Regions from separate parts of the Homo sapiens genome. Here regions 2 and 3 are each linked to region 1. A link is a loop called in an ENCODE intact Hi-C map of the cell type or tissue named here. Cell type or tissue: PC-3. All regions are shown on one strand. Region 1 overlaps DKK1 (dickkopf Wnt signaling pathway inhibitor 1). Region 2 has its middle 61 kb from the start of LNCAROD. Region 3 has its middle 65 kb from the start of DKK1.

What was found. A loop is a pair of places that touch in the nucleus more often than their neighbours do. Peaks named below come from ENCODE experiments on the same cell type or tissue, not always from the same donor. Only the 100,000 strongest peaks of a DNase experiment are listed, where the experiment ranks them.
Region 2: it touches region 1 in a loop (5-fold over the local background); 2 of 110 quality-filtered maps call a loop at or near these places.
Region 3: a loop joins it to region 1, with 2.9 times the contacts of the local background. A loop is called at or near these places in 6 of 110 quality-filtered maps.

The regions. Positions count from the first base shown.
Region 1 is chr10:52,315,055-52,323,054 of GRCh38, reverse strand. It overlaps DKK1 (dickkopf Wnt signaling pathway inhibitor 1), which reads right to left. Exons shown (of 4, transcript NM_012242.4): 2 at 7,970-8,000; 3 at 6,620-6,760; 4 at 5,398-6,501. The coding sequence ends at 6,248. Among named protein-coding and RNA genes, the nearest start is that of DKK1, 4.8 kb to the right of the region's middle. RefSeq lists an enhancer at 3,592-4,791. In PC-3, no CTCF peak of the experiment used is centred here; DNase peaks (open chromatin) are centred at 3,794, 4,394, 4,744, 7,944 and 3 weaker places; H3K4me3 peaks cover 4,696 bases; H3K27ac peaks cover 5,724 bases.
Region 2 is chr10:52,405,492-52,413,491 of GRCh38, reverse strand. It overlaps the pseudogene THAP12P3. Among named protein-coding and RNA genes, the nearest start is that of LNCAROD, 61 kb to the left of the region's middle. In PC-3, no CTCF peak of the experiment used is centred here; DNase peaks (open chromatin) are centred at 3,381 and 4,091; H3K27ac peaks cover 1,056 bases.
Region 3 is chr10:52,374,946-52,382,945 of GRCh38, reverse strand. No RefSeq gene overlaps it. Among named protein-coding and RNA genes, the nearest start is that of DKK1, 65 kb to the right of the region's middle. In PC-3, no CTCF peak of the experiment used is centred here; no DNase peak of the experiment used is centred here.

The sequences.
Region 1 (8,000 bases):
CACCCATTTATATTGCACAGGCAGAGCAGATTTAGTATAATTCTTAAGGGCCCTAGGATTTTCATAATGGTAAATTATCATTGGCTTTCATTGAAAGTCGTCAGCTCCTTTAGCCCCTAACAAGAGAATTAGACTGTCCTCTGAAGCTTTGAAACCAAGAACTGACTTCTCTTCTCTACATATAAAAGTCATAGATGGCATCTTCTTCCAACAGAAGGCTGTTGCATGTACACTGAAAATCTGTTGTTTAGTGTACCCACCTTAATCAATGATCTTAGCGGCTCTTCTGGATAACTTGCTGCTTCGCCTTGCACTTTTGTGTTATGGAGAGAGCTTCTTTCCCTGAATGTCAGGAACCAACCTCTGCTAGCATCCAACTTTTCTTCTCCAGCTTCCTCACTTCTCTCAGCCTTCACAGAATTGAAGGGAGCTAGAGCCTTGCTCAGGATTGGTCTTTGGCTTAAGGGAATGTAGTGACTGGTTGAATCTTCTATTCAGATCACTCAAACTTTCTCCATATCAGCAACAAGGGTGTTGTACTTCCTTATCTCTTGTGTGCTCACTAGAGTAGCACTTTTAATTTCCTTCAAGTAGTTTTCTTTTGTATTCACAATTTGGCTCTTTGGCCCAGGAGGCTTAGCTTCCGGCCTATTTCAGCTTCCACATGCCTTCCTCATTACAGTGAGAGATGTGCACCTCTTTCTTTCACTTAAACACTTAAGAGGCCATTGTAGGGTTATTAATTGGTTTAATTTTAATATTGTTGTGTCCCAGGGACTCCGAAGGCACGGGGAGGGGGAGAGGGAGAGAGATGGGAAAATGGCTGGTCAGTGGAACAGTCAGAACACATGCATTTGTCAGTTAAGTTTGCTGTCTTACATGGGCGCAACTCATAGTATCCCAAAACAATTACAATTGTAACCTTAAAGTTGATTGTAGATCACCATAATAGATATAATAATAATGAAAAGGTTTCCTTTTTTTTTTTTGAGACGGAGTCTGGCTCTGTCGCCCAGGCTGGAGTGCAGTGGCGCAATCTCAGCTCACTGCAAGCTCCGCCTCCCGGGTTCACGCCGTTCTCCTGCCTCAGCCTCCCGAGTAGCTGGGACTACAGGCGCCCGCCACTACGCCCGGTTAATTTTTTGTATTTTTAGTAGAGACGGGGTTTCACCATGTTAGCCAGGATGGTCTCGATCTCCTGACCTCGTGATCCGCCCGCCTCGGCCTCCCAAAGTGCTGGGATTACAGGCGTGAGCCACCGCGCCCGGCCGAAAAAGTTTCTAAAATGTGACATGGAAACATGAAATGATCACATGCTGTTGGAAAAAATGACACGAATAGACTTGCACAATGCGAAGCTGATACAAACCTTCAATTTATAAAAAAAAAATCAAGTGAAGCACAATATAACAAGATATGCCTCTATCATTTTCTGCTTTTAATTTGAACTTCGGAGTATCACAGATATGTGAAAAGTTTCCATACAGGATGCTTTTTAAAAGTATTTTTTTTGCTCATCAGGAGAAAGATTGTGAAATATTATAAAACGTAATATGAATTTATCAAGATAAGCCATGTTTGATGCCTTCTGCCAATTTTACTTTTTACTATAGAATTTGTTCAGCAGTTTTAAACAGCAGGGTGTTCGTTATCATTGCCCTTGCAAGGTAATTTTTCATATGCTAATATTTAGGGTCTATGTCACATTATTAGGATTTATAAATTTTTGGCAAAAAATCCACCGTGTTTGTGAAAGGTATTATTTACATTATTTGTAATGTATTATTTGTATTATTTACTTTAATTGAAATCTAATGGAACAACTATTGCTGGAAACAAAATAATATCCTTATTTTGTAATTTTTTGGTAAAAAATCACTGTAGTTTGTGACATCTGTAATTTTTTCAGACAAAATATGTCTCAAATATATCCTCTTCAATTGCGTTGCCACCTAACACAGTAACTGTTGCTGAAAATAAAAAATTGTAGTAGTCTATTTTTTCTGGGTAAGAAATTATATAACCAAAAATCAGAAAAATCCTCTTCCTAGCTACCCCCAAATCTAGCCACAGTGGGATATTACTTATTTTCTCAATATATTATGTATTTTTATTTTTATAACTCCATAATTTTGCTCACACTTCTTCCTCTGTCTCCAATAGGAAGGAAACTCTTTCTCTTCTTTTCTACCTTGTAAATGCCTTCTCATCCTTCAAAACTAATTTGTGATAGACCTGAGATGTGGGATTTGTCCCTACACATTCCTCTTGTAGAACTACTATAGTTCCTATTACAGGCAGAATGGATATAGACAGCTGTGTTTATATATTACGAACTGAGTAGCTATGCTAGACAATTGAACCAGAGATGGACCCCTGATTAAAGATAAGCTAATCAGAACCCTCACCCAAGATTTTGGAGTAGGAGTCTCTGAAAGGCTAAGCAATTTACTGAGCAGAACTGCACTGGATGATTACATATACTGGGGACAGAATTTTGCTTGTCAGCATGGCAAGTGATAGACATTGCAAATTACAATGGAACAGAAATCACAAGTGAGTCTGCAGAATGCTTTCCGTCCTGATTTTTATGAGCGGTATCAACCCATGTCTCCTTTTTGCTTTTTCTAGTTTAAGTGCTTTTTCTTCCTTGAAATAAAAGCGCAAGAGAAGGTGATGGTTCAAATACTACCTCTTCTCTGAAGCTTTTTCTGAGCAATTACAGGCTGATTTAATTAATTTTAATCTGTTGTCAGGTATTAATGTATGTAAGATAATACGACATAATATAATATATACATTTCATTGTCCAGTAGTAAAGACCTAAAATTGAGTGCCTACATTGAGCTAGACATAATAGTATTCTGATGCATGCGTTAGTCTCACATCTACATTACTGAGGGAGCCATGACTCAATCCCAAATCTATCCAATTCTAGAGACTGTTTCTAACCACTATACTAAATCAACTTCCAGCACTAATGTTCATCATCTCCCTTGCTAAAGACTAAGTTCTTTGAAGTTAAAGGCCAATATTATATGCATCTTTTCAAATGCTAGCATAGTGCCCACTGGATGTGGCAGACTAAATAAAGGTATATGGAATTAAAATTTCTTAGCATTACCTAGATTGTAGTCCTAGATTTTTGATGTGATTAACTATTTCTAAGCTGTCAACCCTTACACTCAATATATAAAGGACCACATACGTACACACACTTTTGTACAAACATTGAATGCTTAAATTACGAGATTATTTTCTTCTTCTTTAAGGTAAAGATAAGGTATTTCTTTTATATTTTAATATTGTCCTCAGAATAGTATTTTAGAAGGTATGAAAATTGCAATCATAGAACTCAGTGGAAGACACTTTATAAGCCTAATGGTAGTATTGTCTATTTTTCTCTAAGACCGTAAAAGAAAGTTGGTAGTATGATAAAGTTTGATAATGTCACCAATTTAAAAGTGAAGGGCCAGGCTCATTCTTATCAGTAGATTAGACAAAGTTTGAAATATTCAACTCTTCTAGCAAAACAAGAAAAGGGAGTGGTGAGAAAAGGCTTGTGATTTTATTTAATAATAATTTCAAAATCAAAGTAATTAGAACAAGTCTAGCTTTAACTGAATGCCAGAGATTACTGTTCACTGTGAAATTGTTAGGATAAGCCTGTATTTCCCTTTTTCTCCTTTGATACAGTTTAGCAAGAGCTTAATCATCACTTGGTCGGTGATAAGCAAGCATCTTGACATTTTGCTCATACCAGAATTTATGAGTAGCTACAGAAAGCATGCGTTTTGTACTTTGCTTCAAATATGAGTCATCCTATAACTATACTAGTACATGAACATAAAAATTCTATACTCATGACACATTATTTGTTAGATCAAAAAATCTGGAAACAACTTAAACGTCACTGGTTAAAACAATTATAGTATTGCCATTCTGACATACTACAAACTTAATGTAACCTTTAAAAAGAATGAGTCACCTCTCTATGTATTATATAAAATGATCTGCAAGACGCATAGAGTAAAAAAAGCAAGGTGCAGGACAGCGTGTAGAGTATACTAACATTCGATAAAATATCTTGTGAAATTTTCCCAGATGCATGTATTTTCCGTTAAAATACATTGTTTAAAAGTCACACAGCAACAACAACAGACATTTTAAACAATCATTACCCAAATTGTTCTAGATTCCTTAAATAATCCTCTTTTGAATTTGTATTTTATCTGATTTCCATCGTCTAGCCTCTATTACTAGCTAATAAAAACCTACAATTTTCTTGGTATTTTCCACCTTTATAAATATGAAGAATTCTTTTTAACAGAAATCCCTTCCTAATTTCTCAGCTGGATAGGAAGAAGAGGCATCCCTCTGGTTGGTTTTGTATTCTTCCACACATCTCTCATCTGGAGATGAGAAGCAAGAAAGGCTGTCACTAGGGTCAATGTACTGAGGTCCGTTCCTGTAGAAAGGAAGGGATCCAATAACCAAAGCCCTTTAAAAGTTTGCTTCTTTCCCCACTTAAGCAGAAGGCTCTTCTTTCTTCTTTTTGGAGAAAAAGTTTCCTGTTTCCTTTCCTTTATTGTGCTTTATTGGACATGGCAGGCCTTAGAATTGGCCTTTCTGGCACTTCAGAAAACAAGCGCATGTAGAAAAAGAAAGTTTCTCCTGGGTGAGGAAGCTGAGACTTCCAGACAAAAGGAATGTAACAGCAGACATCCTGCCAGTTCCTCTTTCAGTGAAGAACCAACCAAAGCTTGTGTCCCACTGGTTGAGACCCTTGAAATTGAACCACTTCCAGAAACACAAAAACAACAAACGGTCTAGTACATCTGCGTTATTTAAGGAAATATTTGCACGATTGATCAGTCACTACTATCCTTTGCAGGCCTGAAATGCAGCATTTTGTGGTTTGGGTGCAGACTTTAGAATACTACAGAAAAAGTATAAATTGGGAAGTTTGCTTTCCCTTTTCCTCAGTATAAACAATATGAAATCTGGCAAGTACAAATGCAAAGAAAATTTAGATTTTATTCCTGTGGGTTTTCTTTAAAATACTGTATCCGTATCCTCATTCCAATCAATAGATTTCAGGTTAAACAAAACTTGAAATATGAAACTCACCTAGCAAGAGAAAAAAAGAGTGGAATGAGGAAGGATTTGTGATTTTTAATTAATAATTATTTTAAAACCAAAATAATTAGAACAAGTCTGCTTTGCATGCAGTAGTACTCAAGATACTGCAAATTATTTTGTTTGGTACAAAATCTGCATGTATTTGTTAACTGTATTTATGGGCACACATCCTGTTCCTGCCAATCACCAAGTACTTTGGAGTATTATTTTTGTGGATGATTTTCTTCCTTGTCCGAAAAATATTGACCATTTAGGTAGGTATTATTAATTTATTGGAAACTATTTTTGAAAGTAGTAATGTAAGATTCACTCTCATTCTGCCATGATCATTTGAGTTTATCAATGCAGAACACGTCTTTCTTTAAAGTTATTCTAGAGCTGATCAATATTGTCTTATATTTAGACACTGTCTTTTCTCTGATCATCTTTAAACATATCACACTTCCGTTCTTGTAGAACACACACATACGTACACACACACAAACCTCTAAGATCACAATCCCAAAATGTATGTCTACTTATAACATTTCATGATATTAAATGTTAAATTTTATTTCAAAAACTATCACAGCCTAAAGGGAAATATAATTTAAGCATTAAGATAGTACATTTCAGAAAATAAGCTAGTATTTTCATGTTACATTTTAGGTACCTATCATTTGTCATTCCAAGAGATCCTTGCGTTCTAGACTCTAGAATTAAATGGGGTAAAGGGTTATGCTTTTAAGAACTATAAGCTGAAATGATTTACTTCAGTTCAATATAGAATATTTGTCAGTCAAGATAACAATCAATGTGTACAAAAATTTACATAACAAGAGGAAAAATAGGCAGTGCAGCACCTTTAGAAAAATAATTAAAAGTTTCATTGCATTTACAGGTAAGTGCCACACTGAGAATTTACAATACAGTAATTTACTGCAATCACAGGGGAGTTCCATAAAGAAACAAAGCTCTTACACTCCAGGTTTTTGGAAGGTGTTATTGGAATGCTTAACTGAAACCACAGAACTTGTATATCCTTAGGATTGAGTTGATGAAGGTCATAAAAGGTTTTCATAGCATCTATTATATAAAAGGAGTTCACTGCATTTGGATAGCTGGTTTAGTGTCTCTGACAAGTGTGAAGCCTAGAAGAATTACTGGCTTGATGGTGATCTTTCTGTATCCGGCAAGACAGACCTTCTCCACAGTAACAACGCTGGAATATTTCTAGTCCATGAGAGCCTTTTCTCCTATGCTTGGTACACACTTGACCTTCTTTCAGGACAGGTTTACAGATCTTGGACCAGAAGTGTCTAGCACAACACAATCCTGAGGCACAGTCTGATGACCGGAGACAAACAGAACCTTCTTGTCCTACGAAGGAGAAGACAGTAGGAAAAAAGTACATAGTTACTGTTAAACCTGCATCGTTTCACTAAAATAATTCAAAAGACACTTCTGATGTGCTAAGAATGAGTCTTAACATCCTTACCTTTGGTGTGATACATTTTTGAAGACAAGGTGGTTCTTCTGGAATACCCATCCAAGGTGCTATGATCATTACCAAAGCTTTCAGTGATGGTTTCCTCAATTTCTCCTCGGAAATGATTTTGATCAGAAGACACACATATTCCTAAGGAAGCAGGAAATAGTGATTAACTTCAGGGTTGTAATGCATTACTGCTAACAGCTGTGACAGTGGCAGTCTGTTATGCCAGCATCAACTTGAGATACTTCATTGCAGTGACATCATTTTAAACACAAGCCAAACTTCCTCTTTACTGTTAATGCAAAACTCTCCAGATGGACAGAAGCACCAATGTGTATACTGTATACAGTCAGTCATAGGTAATATCCCCAGTATAGCCATTTAAAATACTTTCCCACCAACTGTGGTAGGGGCAAGTGAGATTTCTGCCCATTTTAATATTACCTTTGGGGTAAGAAAAAGAAACTCAGTCACTTTAAAAATGTTCTTAAAAATAACTTCTCTGCCCCTGGTGCTATATGGGTCCTACCAGACTAAGTTAAGCAAATGCAATTCCAGCTGCCTGGAACATTGCAATCTCACCGGCCAGTTACTTTACTGTGTAATTTCTATATTACAGAGATTTACTTAGTTCATCCTGGAGTACTGCTGGGTCCTAAGGAGGGTCGTCGCCCTGTTAGCTTATTTCTGGAGACCTCTTTAGCTGTCTAAATCCACCTTTTGAAAAATTAAAAGTTAGTGGATCTGTGGTTGGGGGGAGGAGTACTTATATTAAGGCAGCAGAGGGTAGAGGGAGGGGGAAGGATGGAGAAGTCAAGTTGTGAGGGTACCAAGATCTCTCTTAAAAATGGCCAATGCAGATAAATCAGTCCTCTGGCTGACAACAGTTTCAGCAAAAATCAGAAGGCGAGGCCAGTCTGGCAAAACTGTGAGAATCACAATAAGAAAAATGAAAAGGACAGCTGAACGCCAAAGCTGGTTTCTTTGATATCTGTATGATCCCATCGTCCTCCTCATCATCCCCCTTCTCAATTGACCTCAAGGTTCTCCCCAGACAAATTTTTATGGAAGAGTCCACTACGAGGTGAACCGTTGTATTGAATCATTGAGGGACACGGAGGAAGATAAGGACCTCAGAGACCTCCCAACTTCTCTCTTCTTCCCGATTAAACACTTGCAATGAAGATACTTCAGCGGAATCCTGCATGCTGAACACCCATTTGCAGGTGGCGCCGCAGTGTTCTCAGGGCGGAGATTTCTCCCCCCACCCCCCCCAACCCCCCGCCCCCGCCCAATTCATAGACGCTCAAAGGCTGGACAGTTTTAGTGTGAAAGGGAGCTTTCAGGACTCACCATTTTTGCAGTAATTCCCGGGGCAGCACAT
Region 2 (8,000 bases), 90 kb before region 1:
TTTTCCATGGTTTCCCAATTATCTGTGGGAAGCTCTGACTTACTTGTATAGAGTTTAATATATGTGTCCACCATTAAATCCAGGTCATGTTTTATATCAAAATTTATGTTAAGCAAAGCCAAGTTACTTGATCTTTGGTCTGTCAAAGTGTACTTCAAATATGCTTTAAGATGCTTTCATCCATTTTCATACCACTCATTCTCAACCTTCATCACAGGAAGAATACACAGGACCTTCAGCAAATGCATACACATTAGGAAAAAACTTGATGTCAGGCAGATGGAGGGCTTCACAGATGGTGGATGGAAGCTCTGTATCTTTCCCCCTGCGTTTCCATTTGATTCTCCAACAATGAAGCTCGGCTGAGAGCATGTTGGGATTAGGTAAGCCACTTCTACAACATGTCAGCATGATGTTCCTCCTAGGTATTAAATTTGAGTTGTCCCATGACTGCGGGTACCAGAGATAAGCATTTAAGAGCTCTGAGGTGCTGTTCTGAGAATATATCTTTAAGTTCCTGAATAATGTGCTCCGCTGTTGGGACACTTAGGGTTTCTTTATAGTAACTCTCAGAGGTTAGCTGAGATTCCAAGTTACCCTGGTGAGCACTGCGGAATTTCCCAGGGAGTTTCATTTGAAGGTCAAGTTTGGTTGCCAAATTTGTGGCTTCCTCAAACCAAAATTCATGATAAACTTCAATATTTTCCATCACTTCGTTGAGTGAATGCAGTACTGCAGTCAAGCTACCGGCTGCAAAGAAGACATCAGATTTGACCCTGGAGATTTTTCCCAAAGGCTCTTGTAAAAGGACATTTTTAAGAACAACAGTAGTAACAATGAAATCAAAATCTGTTACTGCACTGCAGAGTACAAAGGCGCGGCCAGCTATACAGTTATTCCATCTAATATTTGTGTCACTGTACTCTCTAAACATAAAACAAGTGCTTGCTGGAATTCAAAAGCATCATGCCTGCCTGTTCACTGAGAATGGCAGATTTCCTTCAGTTCTTTACCCCTTTCTTTACTGTTCTGAAAAAGGACAGAAATTACATTGTCAAGTTCTAAAAGCAGTTGTGGCGATCGATAGAAAAAAGAACAAACTTCCTCAATTGTTCCTAATGCAACAGATACTCCCGTAACAGGTACTGATTTTGCCAACCACATGTTTATGGCACAGGAAGAGTAGAGCATGTAAATAGCTTGGGGATATTTCTCTAAAAGTCTAGAAGCAACAACTTTCATTTTTGAAGAGAATCCACTAGACACAATGTAAGCCTGGCCACGACAATACTCCATATTTAATCCCCACTTCTCAGTGATCACAGTGTGAAATTTCACAGCCAAAATTTCTGCATCAGCTTCATAAGGCAGGAAGCCTACAAATTCCTCTCTCAGGTTATGAGATTCATCAACAAACCTCACCAACACAGGTAGGTGCTCTTCCCCTGCTATGTCCACTACATTGTCAGTGATAATGGAAAAGAAGTGTGAGTCTCTCACTTCCCTGAGAGTTTATTCTCGAATACAGCTCTCACAGATCTCTAGCACCTGTTTTTGCTGTGTTTTTGAACAAAACAACGTGTTAACTGCTGTTGTCTCAAACTGCTTTCTGAGAACCTCCTCACCAGAATTTATCCGGGCCGACACTCCAGCAGTGCTTGAAAGTTATCTGGAGTAAAGAGATCTTCTGGGATTTCATCAGCCTCATATCCATCCAGAGGTATGTTTTGCTTTCCCATCAGAATCAAGATTTCAAATGGAGATTTTAGTTATTCTTTGTTTTCCTTCTCTTCAAGGGTTAGAGGTAAGATGTCCTCATCTTGTCCTTCACCCCCTTCTTCACTGGGGTTCTGAGCATTGCTATTGTTGGTTTCTTTATGTTTTTGTTCCTGTTCAGAAGTTTCATCAACTTTTTTTCTGTTTCAGTGTCCTGATTTCGTCTTCACTCAGTTCTTTTATTCGTTTTCTGTGTCTACTCTGTGTGTTGTTCAAATGACTGGTAAGATCAAATATTGTTGGTATTGCATTATCTCGAAGAACTGTCCTGTAAGGACTCTCCCAATGACTTCACGAGTATCTGCTTCAATTAGTTTTGAGAAATAAAATAAACCAATTGTTTAGTTTTCTGATGCCTCTGCAAAATGTATAGTTCTACAGATCATAGAGGTCTCAAAATGTGTGGCACATAATTGATAATGTTTATTTAGCTGATCAGGTGTTTTATCTTCTAAATCTGCTCTCCTACAATTGTCCACCCACTTCTGGCATCTGGCCGGGTCCCGCGGGAACTTGAAGAAGGCCAGGTCGGACTGCGTGCTCTTCCGCGTGCAGTTAAGGGCAGCGCAGAAGTTCCGCATCCTTGCCCGCCGCCGGCCGGCTCAGCCCCCTCCTCTCCTCCTCTGGGCAGTCCGCCCGCCCATGGGGCCAGGGAGGGGAGCCAGGCCGGCTGGCCAGCTCGGCAGGACTGGCGCGCGGGGGCGATAAATTCTTATAGTTTGACTTTCCATTTTTAGTTTTAATTATGTTATGCCACTTATAAAATAAAATATTCTGACTGCTCATTCCCAAAATATCTCAATTAAGTGCAAGGCAGAAACATTGGGTTAACTTCAATGTTTGTGAAAGTTTTCCCCAGAAAATTAAAATCTCCCATAGATATAGAATGCCCAGTCAGGACCACCTAAATACAGCTCTCAAAGACAAAACTGTAGGCACAAATATTTCTAAAGTAAATGATAAACACATGGATCTACCAAGGATATTTTCCTGATGCTGTAACTTTAAGCTTCTTCATGTGTTGAGAAAGTATCTTTTTAAAATAACTCTGGAACTGTGGAACATTGAAAATGAGTGTGTTTCTGTGCAGCATTTGTGGAATGCTGGCCACCAAAGAGACATTTACAGCAATTGCAAATTTGCTTTTAAATGGATCCCCCATGACCCCAAAATATTTTTATCCCTTGCTAGTTATCTATTTTCTCTCTTAAATAATCCTGCCTTTTTATAACACTTTACTCCTGTTGCAAATATTTTCACCAAATGCACAGTTAACTTCAAATCCATTTTAAAAGGCAAAGAGAAGATACCAGTAACTCTTACTTTGAACCTATATATGCTTTTGTCCTATTTATGTTCAGTTTGTCAGACTTTCCCCAAAACTGATAGTTATTCTATTTAATTCAATTTAGCCAAATATCATGGGCTATAAAGTCAAGATTATACCAGAAGGGGCAATTGCCATAATTTAAGGTTTTGAGGCCACTAATGTCATGCTATTTTTATGAATAACTAGACAAGACACAAAAGAACATCATTGTCACTGTTTCAGATATCATCTCATGAAACTGGTTTATTGGCCAGAATAATCCCAGGAATTTCTCAATGAAACTCAATTATGAACAATGAGACATGTCAATGAGGCATTGACAGGAAATGAAACATTCCACGTATGCAAATATCTGACTAAAAGCTTTTCTCATTTAAGCTGAATTTTAAGAAATTCAAGGATTTTATTCCTAAATTGTACTTACTGTCATTTATTTATATAATTTAGAATAATCGTTTTGAGCATTAGTGTGATGGACACTGCAGATGTATCCATTAAAATGTATTTACTCCATCTGTTAGTGAAGACTTCAGGTTTGGGAGGTTGTACCTCCTAATCCCACCTTCCTTGGCATTTGAAATTGGAGGGGATGTGTCTAAGGTACTATGTATTGTACTTTGCTATGACCACATTTATTGTTTCACAAGTGGGCTTCTCTATTCCATTTAGGCCCATGAGACTGCAAAAGGTATTTGCTAGGGACATCTAATTAAAAAAAAAAATCTAAGTCTTTATGCAAATGGTTGATGATGTCCCATAAACTTAGCAGCCATGGTTTAACCACAAGAGTCACCAGATGAAACTGCCTTAGTACAGTGCCTGTTACAAAACTAGAATACAGAACAGAACAAACATAACGAGCCTGTGATGCCATCATAGAGTTGCTAAATTAAAAAATCCAGGAAGTTTCCCTTTTGGATTTCCAACTTGCATCAGGCAACATTATTTGAGCTGGGTTGTCTGTCACTTGTAACTAAATGCATACTACCAAGACAATATTTATTCTATTATGTCAGTGATGCCTGCAGGGCTAATAACAGTATTTGCCATATTACATAAAGTTACTCAGGACTTTCTATGTTTTCTAACTCATGTGTTTAATTTGTATAGTGTATCTCTCTTCTCCTGTTGTTAGCTATTACTCTATGGACTAAGAAATTAATTGCTAAAAGAAAAGAATCGTCAGCCAGTTTCCTTTGATCTGCTGTGAACCTGGAGGAGGGGCATGTGCCAAAGGCCTCAGCTCCCTCCTTACTTTCTTAGGAAGGACTTTCCAGACCTACATCAAAGTCAAATCCCCTTGTTAAGTATCTTTACTGAGCTACTACACAACAAGCTCTCTTCTAAGCATTTACCTGTATTAATCTATGTAATCCTCACATAATCTATTTAATCCTCACATAAACCTTATTTTACAGACCATATCATTCCCGTTTTAGGCCATTTGTACTGCTTTAACATAAAACTTGAGAATGGGTAATTCATTAAAAACCAGGAATTTATTTTTCACAGTTTGGAAGGTGGGAAGTCCAAGATCAAGGTGCCGGCATTTGGTCTAGTGAGGGCCTTCTTCCTACATCCTTCATGCTTTCGCAGAAGGGCAAGCTAACTAAATGCTGCAGGAAGCATCTTTTCTAAGGGCCTTAATCTCATTAACCAGGAGGAAGCTCGCATGGCCTATTCACTTATTAAAGACCGACCTCTTAATACGATCACATTGGCAACACCTGGATTTTGGAGGGAAACTATTCAAACTGTAGCACAAATGAAGAAAATGAGGCACAAAAGGGCTGGTAGGTAGTATAAAGTCACAAAACAAAGAAGAACTGGGAGTGTGATTTAAATAAAGGCAATTAAAAGCCCTGCCCCCTTAACTTTTATGCTACATGACCATTTAGTTTTTTTTTTTTTTTTTTTGAGATGGAGTCTCACTGTGTTGCCAGGCTGGAGTGCAGTGGCGCAGTCTTGGCTCACTGCAACCTCCGCCTCCCGGGTTCAAGTGATTCTCCTGCCTCAGCCTCCTGAGTAGCTGGGACTACAGGCACCCGCTACCATGCCTGGCTAATTTTTTGTATTTTTAGTAGACATGGGGTTTCACCATGTTGGCCAGGATGGTCTCGATCTCTTGACCTCTTGATCCACCCTCCTTGACCTCCCAAAGTGCTGTGATTACAGGTGTGACTCACCGTGCCCAGCCCCACTTAGTTTTTTCAGAACACTTGCCTCACATGTTTTTTAAACATTTCCTAACACAATAATTCAATTAACATTCTACCTTCCCACTAGACTACTGGTTCCATACAAGCAGAGATTATATTCAGATTAGTTCATCACTGTCTCCTCAACCCTTAGCACAATGCTCACATCTTTATAAGCACTCAATAAGTGTTTGATAAAAGAGAGAAGAAAAGAAGGAAATACACAAGGTATGCACAGAGGAAAAGGAATGAAAGATGGAAATTAAGACCTAAGCAAGAACCCAAAAGGAAGCTATAGATAAGTTATAATTGAGGGCTGTTTTAGCTGCACGGAGGCCTTTTCTGCTTCCTTCTAAGTAGCCAAATTTACCAGATAAATGAGCTGTTACTGTACTTCATGTCCAATAATAACATTTCTTCTAGCAATTAACTGAGAGTATGTCCAACACTTCATGTAATGAGGAAAGCTAAAAAGAAAACACACATTAAGAATATAAATAGGCCGGCGCAGTGGCTCATGCCTGCAATCCCAGCACTTTGGGAGGTTGAGGTGGGCAGATTGCTTGAGCCCAGGAGTTCAAGACCAGCCTGGGTGACATGGTGAAACCCCACCTCTACAAAAAAATTAAAAAACTAGCCAGGTGTGGCGGTGCGTGCCTGTAGTCCCAGCAACCCAGGAGGCTGAGGTGCGAGGGTCTCTTGGACCTGGAAAGGTCAAGGCTTCAGTGAGCTGTGATTGTGCCACTGCACTCCAGCCTGGGCAACAGAGTGAGATCCTTAGAACTGGCCACATATTCAGGATTTAAAGATTTAGAATAGTGAATAAAATTACCAACCCTACAGAAATACAAAAACCCTCATAAACCATTATGAACACTTTTATGCACACAAACTAGAAAACCTGGAAGAAATTGATAAATTCCTGGAAATATACAACCTCCAAAGATTGAACCAGGAAGAAATAGAAACCCTGAACAGACCAATAGTGAGTTCCAAAATTGAATCAGTAATAAAAAGCCTACCAACCAGAAAAAATCCCCGGACCAGACAGTTTCACAGCTAAATTCTACCAGATGTATAAAGAAGAGCTAGTACCAATCCTACTGAAACTACTCCAAAAAATTGAGAAGCAGGGATTCCTTCCTCTCTCATTCTGTGAAGCCCGCATCATTATGATAGCAAAATCTGGCAGACACACACACACACATACACACATGCACGCAAACTTCAGGCCAATATCCTTGCTGCACATAGATGCAAAAATCCTCAACAAAATACTAACAAACTAAACCTAACAACACATCAAAAAGCTAATCCACCACAATCAGGTATACTTTATTCCTGGGATGCAAGGTTGGTTCAACATATGCAAATCAATAAATGTGATTAATCACATAAACAGAACAAAAAGCAAAAACCACACGATCATCTTAATAGACACAGAAAAGGCTTTTGATAAAATTTAACGTCCAGTCCGTGCTAAAAACCATCAACAAACTAGGTGTCAAAGATACGTACCTCAAAATAAAAAGAGGCATCTGTGACAAATCCACAGCCAATATCATACCAAACAGGCAAAAGCTGGAAGCATTCCCCTAGAGAACAAGAACAATACAAGGATGCCCACTCTCACTGCTTTTATTCAACATAGTACTGGAAATCCTAATCAGAGCAATCAGGCAAGGGAAAGAAATAAAAGCATACAAGTAGGAAAGAGGGGAAGTCAAACTATCTCTCTCCACAGATACTATGACTCTATACCTACAAAACCCCAGTTACTCCTCAAAGGCTCCTAGATCTGATAAATAACATCAGCAAAGTTTCAGGATACAAAATCAAAGTACAAAAATCAATAGCATGTCTATACGTCAACGTGAGAGCCAATTCAAGAATGCAATCCCATTCACAATAACCACAAAAAGAATAAAATACCTAGTGATACATTTAATCAGGGAGGTGAAAGATCTCTACAATGAGAATTACAAAACACTGATTAAAGAAATCAGAGATGAAACAAACAAAACATTCCATGCTCATAGATAGGAAGAATCAGTATTGTTACAATGGCCATACTGCTGAAAGCAATTTTCAGATTCAATGTTATTCCTGTGAAAACAGCAATGACGATTTTTGAAGAATAAGAAAAAACTATTCTAAAATTCATATAGAACCAAAAAAGGAGCTCAAATAGCCAAAGCAGTACTAAGCAGGAAGAACAAAACCAGAGGTATCACATTGCCCAACTTCAAACTATACTACAAGGCTACAGTAACCAAAACAACATTGTACTGGTACAAAAACAGACAGATAGACCAATGAAACAGGTTAGAGAACCCGTAAATAAAGCTGCACAACTACAGCCATCAGATCTTCAACAAAGTTGATAAAACCAAGCAATGGGGAAAGGACTCCCTGCTCAAAAAATGGTGCTTGAATAACTGGCTAGCCACATGCAGAAGACTGAAACTGGACTCCTTGCTTATACCATCTGCAAAAATCAACTCAAGGTGGATTTAAAGACTTAAATATAAAACCTAAAACTATAAAAGCCCTAGAGGTAAACCTAGGAAATACCTTTGTGGACACAGATCCTGGCAAAGATTTCATGATGAAAACTCCAAAAGCAGTTGCAACAAAAACAGAAATTGACAGATAGGACCTAATTAAATTAAATAGATTCTGTACAGCAAAAATAA
Region 3 (8,000 bases), 60 kb before region 1:
CACAGGGTTACTACAATTACTGAACACGATAATTAATAAAATGGAGCTTCTGTAATGACCAGCACCGTAGTCAATCTCAATAAATATTAGCTATTGCTATTAGCATAATTATACGAGCATAATCTTATCCAAAAACCTCAAGGCCAAATGTTTTCCTGAATTCAGTGTTTTTCGGATTTAAGAAAGGCAATACTGTACAGTGAATGCAGGGCATATTACATAACACTCCCTGCAGCATCTGCAGCAGATCAGGTTTTGGTATTACATCAATGTTGAATTTTATGAATTTTGGAATTGTAAAGAAGAGGCTGCAGATCTGTATTGCTGTCCATTTAAATTTTTACTCAAAATTGAAGCATGGTAGCAAATATCCACTTTCTTCTCTTTTGAATTTGCTCATAACACCATTAAACTCTTTTTAAAACATTCTGCTATCTTTGTTTCCAGCAGCATTTCCATCTCTTGCCGGATAAGAATCACCTGGTTTGCTTATTAAAAACATTGCTTTCAAGGTCTGTCTTAAGATTTGTAACTCAGCAGATGTGAAAGTGAGGTTCCAGATTTTGATTCGTAAGGCCGGGTGTGGCGGCTCACGCCTGTAATCCCAGCACTTTGGGAGACTGAGACGAGTGGATCAGCTGAGGCCAGGAGCTCAAGACAAGCCTGGCCAACGTGGCAAAATCCCATCTCTATTAAAAATACAAAGAATTAGCCAGGTGTGGTGGCGGGCACCTGTAATCCCAGCTACTCGGGAGGGTAGGAGAATCGCTTGAACCCAGGAGGCAGAGGCTGCAGTAAACAGAGATTGCGGCATTGCATTCCAGCCTGGGCTACAAGAGTGAAACTCCATCTCAAAAATAAAAAATAAAAATAAAAAGAAATAATGATTTTTAAATTGATACTCCTAGACAACCATGTTCTAGGAGTTACATTTGGAAAACTTACCTTACCACACATCATGTTGGTGGCCCACCTGCCAGCCCCTTTTACACAGATTCTGGAGACTCAAGATGCGTAGCTCCAGCTGGATTCTATCACAGGTACTAGACATTCCTTCTTTCTCTGCTCCTCTTTGGTACCACAGTATCTGGCCAGCGGGAGTGATTGCTCCCTTTTTTTTTTTTTTTTAATCTGAAGTCTGTTTTGCCTGAGATTCTAGTTTGCTCCTCCAGGCTTAGGCTTTATTCCCTTCCTTACCCCGTTGTCACCGGCAGGTTCTCTGTAGATCCTCTGTCCTTCTTTCTCCACTGGCCAGTCTCATGTCATTCTTCTCATGGAGAAACTTAAGAAATGTGAAGTCTATCCAAGTCTATCACAATGGTTTCAAAGCTGATAGAAGGGGTACACCTATAGGGAAATTTACTGTAGCTTTCATCAAGGCTCTGAGGTTGAACTTGCCTGGTGAGGTTGCAGAGAAAAGGGAATGCTTATACACTGTCGGTGAGACTGTAAATTATTTCAACCATTGTGGAAAGCAGTACGGCGATTCCTCAAAGAGCTAGAAACAGAATTACCATTTGACCCAGCAATCCCATTACTGGGTACATATCCAAAGGAATATAAACCATTCTACCATAAAGACACACACAAATGTTCATTGCAGCACTATTCACAATAGCAAAGAAATCAAATCAACCTAAATGCCCATCAATGACAGATTGGTTAAAGAAAATGTGGTACATATACACCACAAAATACTATGCAGTCATCAGGAAGAATGAGATCATGTCTTTTGCAGGAACATAAAACCAAATACCACATGTTCTCACTTATAAGTGGAAACTAAATGATGAGAACTTACGGACACAAAGAGGGGAAGAGACGCTAGGGTCTACTTGAGGGTAGAAGGTGGGAGGAGGCAGAGGATGAGAAAAAATAACTACTAGATACTAGTGTTAGTATCTGGGTGATGAAATAATCTGTACAACAACCCTCCATGACACAAGTTTACCTATGTAACAAACCTGTACATATATCCCTGAATCTAAATTAAAGTTAAAAGAGAAAGAACTTTCTCTCCTCCACCATTTCTCTGCTTCTCTAGCTAGCTCTCTATTATCAGTATGAACCCATGAATTACCATTATTTTCCAATGAATTATAAGTCCTTATTGTCCTTAATTATATTGGTTTATTTTTAATGACAAATATTTGTTTTTAATTCTTCAACTTTAAATACATAATGACGATCACATCTTACATTTGTTGGTCATTCCACACTTTTAAATGTAATTATCCTTAGCATTTCCATGCAATTATCTAATGTTATCCTCTACAAAAGATGTAAAATTCAATGGGATTAGTGTTTAGATTCAAGGAAGTGTCTCAGTACAATTTCAAGACTCTAAATTAGTAACAAATTTCTTAAGATTCAACATTGATTGCTTTTTGAGCAATCACAAGAAAGAGAGGCAAGGAAATACCTTTACAGCCCACAACAGCAGAAGAACATTCAGCAACCTCTTTCCAAATACATTTATAGTTGCTATATTAGTTTTTATAGAGTTCTGCATTGTTGCAAATAAAAATAAATGTTTACATGTGTACTGAGTTAACACATTGCATTTGTATTGTTACAGATTCTTATTTGCTTTAAAAATAAATAAGATTTTGGTATATAAAAATGAATGCAGATGATTTCTTTATTTCTTCATGAGAATCAACAAAGTAGTTCTGAGGAATAAAGCAAGCAATGCTCTTTTCCTTAAATGTTTTGTATATTTCACCATTCAACTCTGGACCGTCTTCATTCTGAAAAAAAAAATTTTGCCGGGCATGGTGGCTCACGCCTGTAATCCCAGCACTTTGGGAGGCCGAGGCAGGCAGATCACGATGTCAGGAGATCGAGACCATCCTGGCTAACACGGTGAGACCCCGTCTCTACTAAAAATACAAAAAAAAATTAGCCGGGCGTGTTGGTGGGCGCCTGTAGTCCCAGCTACTGGGGAGGCTGAGGCAGGAGAATGGCGTGAACCCGGGAGGCGGAGGTTGCAGTGAGCCGAGATCGCGCCACTGCACTCCATCCTGGGCGACAGAGCGAGACTCCGTCTCAAAAAAAAAAAAAAAAAAAAAATTGTTATTTGGGGGAAATATCAAATACATTTTATTCAGGTATATAGCATTTTAATGGAGTTCTCAAAATTTGATCATATTAATGTTACCAACACCAAAATATTAATTCAAGACATTAAATAAATATGCATGTAACTGAAAGTGGATCATTATAACAAATTTTAAATAAAGCCCACAAATTATAAGATTGTGAAAGTTATATAATAAATGTATATATGTCAAAAATCATAAAAGCGTGGACATAAATTAAAAAAGTAGAGAATAACTGGTCCATACCTGTATGTCTGCAATTCAGGTAAAATTTCTATGGTGGCCAAACCCAAGAAGAACATGCCTCTCTCAGTCAGATTTAACACAATTGGTGTGATTTAGAGATAAGAGCTGAGTAATAAAGAAACTCCCGCTTTGGTAGTGTTTACACAATATTACTTATAGTCTATGCTGCTTTTAATCAGCTTTGAGTCTGCTTCGAGATTCATTGAAAGGCAGATTGTTAACAAACTGACAAGAAAACCCATCACAGTTAAATCACCCACCAGAGAAACTTAATTTCTTTCATGATCTGTACTTTCTACTTGCTCACAAAGATTCTTACTGCAGTCATTACACCCTAAACATTCCCAGTGTCATAGGCTATAATATTGCAAACAATAGGATTATGACCTCTTTCAGCAGGTTTCTTGCTAGATTGAAGCAGGAAGAGGAGACGGATTATATGGAGAAAAGGCCTTATTTGAAAACATTAATCTTCAGTAATTAGTAATTGCGGGAGGAAATACAATACATTAAAGTTAAGTTATCTTCTGCAAAAACCGATTTCAAAAGCTGATTGAATCTGACAGCTATCTCCTAAGATAAAACATCTACAAATGTAAAAGTAAAATATTAACAATTGTTCAGTCAGCCTCATATTAAAAAAGCAGAACCAGAAGGTTGTTTTCTTTAGAAAACAAATGTACATGCTGTGTGTATGGGTCTGTGTCTTTGTGTGTGTGTGTTTATTTTCTAGCTAAAATAAAATTAATATTTCTTCAGGTGCCAGGAGAATAGAAAAGTATCTGGACCCAGGTTATTGCTTATTTTCAGTGTTTTGGATAAACTTCCCTTTCTTATTATGAATGTTGCTCTTTTCAAAATGTATCGCCGTACATCACAAATACCCCATATTTATTCCTCTTACCTTTTATTTGTTTGTTTTATAAATGCTTCCTCTGCACTTGGGGGAAGACGTCCAATTGAACCTGTTAAAAACTGAATGCCACATGTTTTAAAGTAGCTAACAATAGTCTCATTAAAAATAGTCTCTTCAAAATGTGGAAGTATAGGTACTGAAAAAGATAAAACCACTAGCTGCTATATTTGCAATTTAAAAAAGGCAAATTCAAGATGTGTCAGATTTAACAAAGCTACTGCTGGGGGGCCAATTTCAGAGATAAAAGATAAAAGGCCAGCAATCCACTTTACCCCCAGCAGTTCAATGAAAGTTGTGTGATTCCTATTGCTTCATCAGGTAACTACAAAGTAGTTTCCTCCCAGTGAATTCTGTGTTTTTGTGGATTCTAAAATATCTGACTGTGGAATGAGAAAGGTTTGTTTGAGTATGATAAAGGATATCTAAAAACCCTTATGCTCAGTTCTGACACATAGCCATTGACAAACTAACACCCGAACTCAAACACTCATGTACCAAGCATAAGATACAGCACTTGGGAGTTTCCATCACTCACGTGAATTTGCCACTTTTTCGTCCACCCCCACCATCTGCCAATTTTTTCTTTCTCATTGCTTGTTTCAGTTTACAAACTGATTATCATAGTGATTCAATATTTTTATTTCCGTTTTGAAATTTTTTTAAGATTTTGAGCTGCATTAAGATGTACAAAACAACATAGTGCTTCTAATGATTTTTCTGGCAACCAAAGATTTATCTTTGCCGATCTCTTTAATTATTCAATTGTCAAAGCCAGGTGTGTATATGACTTGCTTACTTAACTTTTTATCTTCTAGGGAAGAGTCTGGAATCCTTACCAAGATATTCATTAAAATTGTGGACTGGAATGCACTCTTGTTTCTTTTGATAAAATGAGTTCTGTGTTCAAATAGCAGATGTAATGTCCAAAGACTGCATCATCGGAGATAGTCTAGGAGACGGATAGAAAAGTTGCAAACAGGTCTGTGAACTGCTTTGGTGGACACAGATTTACTTTGAAGATTTCACTGAATCATTTCGACTTGTAAGCCACTCATGGCACAAAAAAAGCAAGTTTACCAGGCAAACCTTAACCAGATACTAGCTACAATGGGGGAACCTCAACAAATTTAGATGTGCAGTTCAGATAATTCCCTTGAAAGTTCCGATAATTGCCTAAAGCTTATTTAAGTCTATGGAAAGACTTTACCATCTTCTTCACTCCATCTCATCTTTTCTTCTTTCTTCCATAATCCTCCCCACCCCTACTCTGATCTTTTTGTTACTCTCCAGATCACCCTACTTTAAATCTCTCTGTTTTATCCTGAATTTCCACCTCACTTTTGAAAAGACCCTTCCATGCTGGCAAATTCCTGAAGTCAGAATGTAGTAAGTTTCCTTGCCATGCTGTTTTCTTATGCATCTAGTGTTTTCAAGGGTCAAAAAAATTTTTTTTCTCGGCTCTTTGGAAAGCCAAGAAATGAAAAGGTGTGAGTCAGAGCACCTACCTTCCAAATGTTGCTATGAAAAGAAAAAATATATTGACTGAGCAATGGAAACATTCACAACTACCTGTAAATCTAATACATTTGTCTTGCCACTGTTTCAAAATGTCAAATGTGTAACTGTGAATACTGTTCAGTATTCACATTCATATAATTCACATTTGAATACAATATTCCTCACATTTAACTTTCTGAAATGTCTTACAATTGGTTGGGGGGAAGGGCACTGCCCTTTGATCTTCATGTTCAAAAACAGTCACCAAGACCTTGGAAAACAGCAGATAAGAGTCTTACCCTTCTGATAAAAGAAAACACATTTTAATCAGACTCAGTAACTCTCTCGTGAAGAATTAGCAAATCTTTGTGGACTTAAGCAAAGTTCCTGGGCTTTGAGTTCAGATAGTGCAGTCTATCAGCAAATAGCTTACTGTTAAACCTGTAAGGGCAGTTACATGTAATATTATTCATTCATTCAATCAAAAAACAGTGATTGAGTATCAACTGAACACAAATCAAACCCTCTCTCAAAAAACTTTTAATTCCACAATGGAGACAGGCATTTTCAGAACTATTATAATGCAAAATAGAAAATGGCACATATCCAAAGGCATACAAGTTGAGAGCCATGGTCATTCAGAGGAGAAAAGATCCCATCTAGTAGGAGGAAGGCTTCTCAGAAGAGCCAGCCATGAAGTGGGATTTAAAATGAATAGGTAAGATTTAAACATCTAAAAATGAGGCGGAATAATGTTGTAAAGTAAGTAACTAGATTTCATTGGAAAGCATAACACATACTAGGAATCAACTGATTTAGGTTAATTGGTACACAGAGTAATGGAGAGGAGTGAAAGATAATACTGAGTGTTAATACATTGTGATGTATCCCTGAGGCTGGGGGTGGGAGAGCCACAAAGTCAGGCTGGAGAGTTTGAATGGATTCAGCAGGCTGTATGGAACCATCAAAAGCTAATGACAGTCCGTTAATTTTTAATGAATTTTCAAGCAATGGGGTAAGAATTGTCTTTTCAACAAATGGTGCTGAGACATTTAGATGTCTATATGCAAAAAGATGAATTCATACATTTATCTCTCTCTCCATATAAAAAAATTAGTTCAAGATAGCTGAATCTGTATGTAAAGGTTAAAAATATAAAGCTTCTAGGAAAAAAAAAAAAAAGAAGAAAATTTTCATGTCCTTGGGTTAGGCAAAGAATTTTTAAATAGAACACAAAATGCGTAACAGTAAATTTTTATTAGTAAATTGGACAGAATCAAAATTTAACTTTAAAAATACCAGTAGAGAAATGAAAAGACAACACATTGACATTGAGAAAATATTTGGAAATAATAAATCCAATAAAAGACCATATCCTGAATAAATAATGTGTTCTTACAACTCAATAATAATAAGACAACCCATTTTTTAAAATGAGGAGAAAAGATTTGAGTAGAAATTTCATATAATAATGGCTAACATGAAAAAATTAAATGTAGCCTGGGCAAGATGGCTGAATAGGAACAGCTCCGGTCTGCAGCTCCCAGCAAGACCAATGCAGAAGGTGGATGATTTCTGCATTTCCAACTGAGGTACCCAGTTCATCTCACTGGGACTGATTAGACAGCAGGTGCAGCCCACAGAAGGCAAGCAGAAGCAGGGTGGGGCATCACCTCACTGGAAAGCACAAGGGGTCAGGAACTCCCTCCTCTAGCCAAGGGAAGTCGTGAGGGACCGTGATGTGAGGGACAGTGCTATTCGGCCCAGATACTATGCTTTTCACACAGTCTTCACAACCCACAGACCAGGAGATTCCCTCGGGTACCTACACCACAAGGGCCCTGAGTTTCAAGCACAAAATTGGGCTGCTGTTTAGGCAGATGCTGAGCTAGCTGCAGGAGTTTTTTTTCATACCCCAGTGTCACCTGGAACCCTAGCGAGACAGAACCATTCACTCCCCTGGAATGGGGGCTGAAGCCAGGGAACCAAGTGCTCTTGCTCAGTGGATCCCACCCCCACAGAGCCCAGCAAGCTAAGGTCCACTGGCTTGAAATTCTTGCTTCCAGCACAGCAGTCTGAAGTCGACCTGGTAGGCCCAAGCTTGGTGCAGGGAAGGGCATCCACCATTAGTGAGGTTTGGGTAGGTGGTTTTCCCCTCACAGTGTAAACAAAGCCACTGGGAAGTTCAGACTGGGTAGAGCCCATGCAGTGCCACAAGGACACTGTAGCCAGCCTGCTTC